Regions from separate parts of the Homo sapiens genome. Here region 1 is linked to region 2. Evidence: chromatin contacts called from ENCODE Hi-C data. All regions are on one chromosome and are shown on one strand. The core of a region is the stretch at or near the end of the contact, and the rest is flanking DNA. Distances in the headings are between cores, read along the strand shown.

Region 1 (3,434 bases), core at 288-2,787, 3.3 Mb before region 2:
AACAAAATTTAGGAGACTACCACAGATACTTTGTTTAAACAAATATACCTCTGCGAAGTGTTAAAAATGACTACTAAAAAAGCCAACATTTAAACTGGTAAAGCATATAAAATGTACGTGACTGTGTTAATTATATTAACATAATAATGTTGAAACATTTGTTGTCCCTAGAGTTTAGCATATATTTTAATGTCTAAGAGGTTAACTGAAAGCAACAATTAAGTGTAGCATCAAAGATAAACTCTGTGTCTCCCCTCCACCAAATAAAATCCTCGGAATAGGAGGTGGAAGGAAGACTTACACTGTAGGAAAAGTTGAAAACCAAAGTTCTACTTTACTTCTCCTAAAGTGAGAACTTTGAAACGGAACCATTACTTTTGTTTCATCCCCCCGCCCAGTAAAAAATTTACATGTATGAGTCAGTTCTTCCCTCGGCCCCAACAGAAAAGATTCAGTATAACCAAGCTATAACTTGCACAAAGCAACAAGGAAAAAAAAACCTTGCTATCCCCATTACTTTCCTAATAGAGCAAGGACCCTACCACCCCTCACTCCATACTCTGCCTCTGCCCCAAGCAAGACGCAGCACCTGCCAAACCAGGCACTTAAGGAATATGGTCCAACTTTTCAAACGCAAACTGGAGAGGAGACGCAGATAATTTCTTGAAGAGTGCAAGAAGACAGCAGAAAAGGTACTCTGAGGAAGGGATGCGTGAGCTTTGGGGCTGTCCCCTCTGCCTGTTGGAGGATTCCAAATTCGCTTGCTTCAGAGACCCTTGGAAGCAGCACACTCAGGTCGCGGCCAGCCTCGGGCCTCGGTGAAGGAGGCAGTGTTTACACCTGTCACGAGGGAGGGGGAAGGAGAGCGAAGAAGCCCAAGCAAAGCCCCAAACTTCTGAACAGCTCCCTGGAGAACGCAGCCAGCGCGGAGCTTTGGGAGGTGGAAGCAAAGGGGCAGGGAGAGCCGGCGGTGGCCGGGGAGGGAAGGACTCCCACTTACCCGGCCGGTGCCCGGGATGGCGAGGAGGGGGCCGTGCGCTTCGGGCGCCACCAGCGGCGTTCCCGCACTCGCCGCAGAAGAGAGCAGAGCCGGGAGCCCGCAGGCCCGCAGAGCCAGCTCCGTCCTCACAGCTCCCGGCTCCGCGGCGGGCAGATGCTCCCGGCCCGGGTGAGGGTCTGGCTGCTGGGCCGGGCCTGGTCCCCGCACCCTCTTTCCCCGGCGCAGCTAGGGGAGCGGAGCGGCGGCGCTTACCTGGCTCCTTCGGGGCGGCTGCGATGGGCATGGCTCAGGGGCCCGGGGAGGAACTGACTCCCCGGGGAAGGACCGTCTATTCCGACGCGGAACTGGTGAGAGCGGAAGGCCGGCTGCTCACAGCCCTGTCAGCGCAGCAGCACCATGGACGCCCACCCGGAGTTTCACCGCTGCCGCGGGACCCCCATCCCACTACCCTCCGCCCTCTTCCGCCGCCGCCGCCGCCTCCTCCACCTCCTCCGCGGAGACCCCCCGCCCACTCCACACACTCTCCCATCATGCAGCGGGGGAACCGCTGCCGCCGACACGTCACTTCCGGGCGCAGGTGGCTAGGTCGGGACCGGGCGCTGGTGGGTGCTGTGGGGTGGGGGAGGACACTCCAGGGGAATTGGTGTCACAGAACGCTTATCCCTGCGCAGGCGCTGTCGTGCAGAGCGCCGACCGCCATTTTGGGTGCGGGCAAGCTGCCCTTTCCTTTTACTTCCTTGCGAGTCATAGAGCTGTAGGGGGATAGACGTCTTCCCGCACTCAGGCGCCGGTTGAGGCTGCGCTCCTGGCGAAGGACAGGTGCTCCTTTCAGCCGGTTAACGTTCAGCTCAAGACCGGATTAAGTCTCTTGCTCTCCAAATAAAATTGTAAAGGTTTGGAAATATAGAACCACATTTTTACCAAAAACCTACTAGAGAGCATTCGTCAGCTTGCCCTTTTCGCCCCGAAAAACGACTTTTTCATTCACAGCCTGTCTCTTCCTCTTTTTAAATTTATGCCGACAGAGGAAGAAGCTGATATTTAACAAATAACAAGAGGTTGCGATAAATAGAATTTAAGGTGGGAAAGCAGCCGCCAAACTGACAAATCGTCTTCGAGACCGACAAGAAAATAGTAGTCCGGAATTTGGCTAATGGATGGAGAAGGTGGTCGTTTTTCATAGACCCTTACGGAGAATATCTAGTGAAGCTAAAGAGATCACCATAAACTTATGCATTCAAACGCATTTCTGGAACAGAGGTCGTAACCGATTTTGTTTCCATCATCAGTCCTGAACAGTTGATTATTTATATAATCAACTGTTATTTATATAAAGGTAATAAAAATATTACCTTTCCTCCTCCTTTACAATGAATATCTGTTAGAACACCTGCCAGTGTAACAATCAGACTACAAGGCTACAGGATTATGATTACTGTCTCGGATGATGAGCCCGGGGTCCTACAAATCATGACCCCCGCCGGCCCCTCATTCTGCCCATATTTGCCAAACGTCTGCATCAGTAATTTGAATAATTTAAAATAGTTCCAAAACAGCAAAGCTCAGCAGTTACGCAAAGAAACAAGAATGGAAAACATCCCCTCAGGCACAGAGAAGTGTCCACCCCTTTGGGTGGAGGAATTATACAAATCAGGAGAAAGATAAGGACAATAGCAGTTCATCACGATTTATCCCGCCTCTGCAATGTTCTAGACAAATTAACTCGGAGCGCTCCAATGGACCCGCATTTGTCTCTTTACTATTCAATCGCTGTAAGATATACGGAGACTGCATCACTTTAAATGGGAGTATCAATTGCTTTGTGGTTATGCTGGATTTTGTGTTATTGCTCAGTCACTAAAGTAAGAAAAATCTATATGGCTTGTCAAATTTATGCCTATTGTATTTCGCCCCCTGCTGGTTTAGCTCGTGTGCAAGCTTGAATTTGTGTGTGTGTAGAAACTAGAAATTGATTTTAAACGAACACATGCTTGTTTTCATTTTACAGCTCTACTAAACAGAAATATCAAAATAAGAACATATGACTAGACCTTAAAGCAGACCCTACACTAAGAACATGTTTAAACTAAATGAATTTAAACTGCACTCCAGCCTGCGCGACAGAGTGAAACCCTGTCTAAAAAAAAATTAAATTAAATTGCACACCCCCCATCAGCTTACAATTTTGTAATAGGGAAATTGAGTACCTATTTGGCCAACTAACTTGTAATTGGTAATCTTACATGTAATTCCGAAGACAGTGCCCTAATGCTCATGACATTTTATTACAAAGGGAAAGTATTTGAGTGTTTTTAAGGTGATAAATCTGTGGGAAATATAAAGTCCATTTCATTTGGAGTCAATGATAGTATTGTTTTTATTTACCTTTTAAAAATTATGGCCATAACTGCATTACCTAAGATTTGGCATCAAG
Region 2 (3,415 bases), core at 514-3,013:
ATAAATGGAGAAACAGAATGCAGTATATGCACCCGTGGAATATTCATCAGCTATAAAAAAGAATAAAGTGCTGCTACCTGACACAACACAGATGACCGTTGAACACATTATGAAGTAAAAGAAGGCAGACACCAAAAAACACATCCTACATGATTCATCTATGTGAAATGTTCAGAGGCCAATCCAGAGAAAACGGGTGAGCAGACACCAGGGACTGGGGAAGAGGAGGGCAACAAGAGTGACTGCTCATGGGTCCAGGGTTTTGTTTTGGGGTGGTGAAATGTTCCTAAATTGATTGTAGTGATGGCTGCACAACTCTGTGACTATACCGAAAACCAATAAATTATACACACTAAATGAGTGAATTATGTCTCAAAAAAGCCGTTTTTAAAAGAAATCCCTACCCTACTGAATGACAGAAAGAGGGAGCAGGACAGTAAGCAAAATAGTTTTGTAAAGCAAGTTTCAGTGCCTTGGGGAAAAATAAAGTAGGGAAGAAAGATGGCACAAGGCAGGAGTCTCCAAGGATGCACAGAGATGGCTTTACTCAGGACAAAGACCTGAAGGAGGCAGGCAGCTACCTGGGGGAAGAGTGCTCCAGGCAGCAATGCCGGGAGACTCCTGTTCACAAGGGCCTGGTAGAAGAGGGCCCAGCTGACAGCAATGAGCTCTAAGCAGCTGCGAGTGCTGCGAGAAGGGAAATCCCCATCCTTCTTGGCCCATGGAACTCAAGTGTGGCCAGAGTGTCAGGATCTACCAACGCTGATTCAGGAGCCAGTCAGTGTGCCAGGCCCATAGCAGGGGCTGTAAAAACATTCGCTGAATGATGAACGCACTTTGTCCCCAGCCCCACTAGTACCCTGAGGCCCCTGTTACCTTTCCAGCCCAGTTTGATGTTCCACTCATAGAAGAAAATCAGCTTTCCTTTGCGGCTGCTGCACGAAGCCTCCCCTTCCACCTGCTTCAACTCGTTGATCTCGCCGCGGCCAGCGTCATTCTCCACAACGATGCCCACCAGGAGCTCCTGGAACTTCCCTTTGGACAAGCTGGTGGCATCCCGCTCTGTCCTGCCAGGGACCAGAAAGTCGTGAATGGAAGCCCCAGCTGGGATCCACCTGCCTGGGTGCCAGGGTCACGTCCAAGCCCAGCCCAGATCGGCCCAAGTCCTCTCAAGCAGCCTCGAAACCTGCCAACCTCCAATGTGCTCCTCAAACCTGCTTTCTATCAAATTCTTTTCATCCTGCTCAGTTCTTTAAGATATTATTGTCCACTATGCAAGTAGTATTCTGTCTTAAAAACACTGGCTTATTTAAGGGAGGAGGATCTAGCTAGCTCGCCCACTGGAAATAGGCAAAGCCTAGGCCACAGGGAAAGTAGCAGTAGTGAACTAATCAGAATCATGACAATACCAGCTATCAAGTGTCTTCGCATATACATCGTCTAATGTAATCTTCCCAGGCAATATTCTCACTTTAGGGGACAGAAACGAGCTGAGAGAAATGACATGTCCATCGGGCCAAGGCTAGGACACTAGAAAGTCAGATCTAGCTCACGCCTGTAATCCCAGCACTTTAGTAGGCCCAGGCGGGCGGATCACGAGATCTGGAGTTCGAGAGCAGCCTGACCAACATGGTGAAACCCTGTCTCTACTAAAAATACAAACATCAGACGGACGTAGTGGCACGCATCTGTAGTCCCAGCTACTCATGAGGCTGAAGCAGGAGACTCGCTTGAACTCTGGAAGCTGAGGTTGCAGCGAGCCAAGATTGCCCATGCCCTCAGAGCTCCTCCGGACCAGCCAAGTCATGCTCCTCTGGGGACCGGCCTCAGCATCCCCTCGACGGCCTGGAGGGACCACAGCCCCGGCCAGAGGCGCAGGGCAGAGGACATCCCTTCCGGAGGTTCTGCGGCGGAGGGCTGCCGACCTCTCCCCACGCGCCAGGTGAGGCGCGTAAAGGAAGGGGAGCTTGTCTCACTCACAGAGGGCCCGGCTCGCGGGAGGCGCCTGCGGGGTGGGCGCGAACTGAGATCCAAATTTCTGCCCTTTCCACTACGTTCCATACCCCCGCCCCTAACACAGTCTCTCAATCCAGCTCCCTTCTAACTCCCCGAAACATCCAGAGGGGTGGGCGGGAGGAGAAGGGAAGGCCCTCAGGCCACAGACGGTGGGAGTGGAAAGGTCTGTCGGAAGTCACTCTTGGGGCCCAACCCAACTTTCAAAAAGAGGCAGCTGCAACCCTCCTAGCCGGTCTCCGTACTCAAGGACTCTCCCGAGCCGAGAGGCGAAGGCCGAGCCCTGCGTCCAGCAGCTGAGGGGGGGCGGCCCCCTGACCCCCTGGCCCCGCGGCCCCGCACAGACCCCAGGGCAGCCCCGGCTCCCGCGGCCCGGCCCTCCCCAGATCCCGGAAGGAGGCCGCCGCCAGCCGCGCCAGCGCCAGTTGTTCACGTTGGTCCCGTCCTCCCGCTCCTCCACGATCCAGTGGGGGTTCCCCTGGCCCCACTTGGCCATGGCGGCGTGGACTGGGCGGAAAACAAGGAAAGGCCGCGGCGCCTAAGGCTCCGAAGCCAGCGTTTCCGGCCGCCGAGCCCCGGGGCGGCGCGTTCGCAGCTCCCAGAAACTGCCAGAAGGCCCCGCCCCCGGCCCCGCCCCGCCCTGCCGCGGCGCGCCCGGGAGCCCCAGCCGGGATCTGGGAGGCGGGTCGCGCGGGGACGCGGGGACGCGGGGACGCGCGGGCGGGGAGGGGCTGGGGCCGCCGGGGTTCCGCTGCGCGTCTCCTAACGCTAGGGCGGGACGGGGCTGTCTGGGCCGCCTGCGAAGGGCGGAGGGCGCTGCAAGTCCCGCGGTGCTGGCGGGCTCGTGATTCCCGGCGCCGGGAAGCAGGGCGCTGAGTAGCGGGTGCCTGAGAGTCCAACCGGCAGTGTAGACGCGACACCGCCGTCAGGTGGCCTCGGCAGGCTCCCTATAGCTCTCGAGGACACGACCTCGAACGCCCAGGTCGCTGTAAGACCGGCCTTTGGGGCCACAGCGCGCACACGTCACACCGTTTGCGGATTTCGCCTAAGAGCGAGTCCGCGCCCAGTTGCCGCGCTGCGGTTTTTTCCGCGACGCAGTCTCTCGCCCTCCCCCCTTCCCGGCACCTTTCCAACTAGTCCCATGTTACTGCGGGAGTATTTCCATTTTATTCACGTAATAATCCTTTAGAGAGAACGAAAGAATGTGATTGCAAACGCATGTTACTGCAAACTGATGCACTTTATCATGGAGTATTAATGATTCCTTTCACGAATTTTCGGCTTCTAGCTAAAACTTTGCACGAACTATTTGGACAATGTTACTGGGGTGTTCTCTGCTAACTACATGGGTAGTTAGCACAGAAATGGGTAGAACAGTGAAAAGGTGGAAGCATCTGACTGT

The links. Hi-C counts contacts between places; a loop is a spot of excess contacts on that map. Pooled maps may share reads with other maps.
Region 1: a loop to region 2 is called in a map of naive thymus-derived CD4-positive, alpha-beta T cell, with 9 times the contacts of the local background. The contact joins the promoter of AFTPH here to the promoter of C2orf74-AS1 in region 2. A Hi-C loop is called at or near these places in 1 of 168 maps with a recorded cell type or tissue (naive thymus-derived CD4-positive, alpha-beta T cell), 1 of 37 single-sample maps with no recorded cell type and 7 of 50 pooled maps.

Annotation. Positions count from the first base shown.
Region 1 is chr2:64,522,431-64,525,864 of GRCh38, reverse strand. It overlaps AFTPH (aftiphilin), which reads right to left and starts at 1,537. Exons shown (of 10, transcript NM_203437.4): 1 at 1,253-1,537. AFTPH-DT (AFTPH divergent transcript) reads left to right here and starts at 1,710. Exons shown (of 1, transcript NR_136167.1): 1 at 1,710-3,434. It overlaps MIR4434 (microRNA 4434), which reads right to left and starts at 352; the gene lies at 300-352. RefSeq lists enhancers at 658-1,158, 1,159-1,659, 1,761-1,980 and silencers at 1,031-1,280, 1,291-1,370, 1,401-1,560.
Region 2 is chr2:61,176,633-61,180,047 of GRCh38, reverse strand. C2orf74-AS1 (C2orf74 antisense RNA 1) reads left to right here and starts at 1,763. Exons shown (of 2, transcript NR_183879.1): 1 at 1,763-1,942. It also overlaps the pseudogene AHSA2P. RefSeq lists a silencer at 2,308-2,857.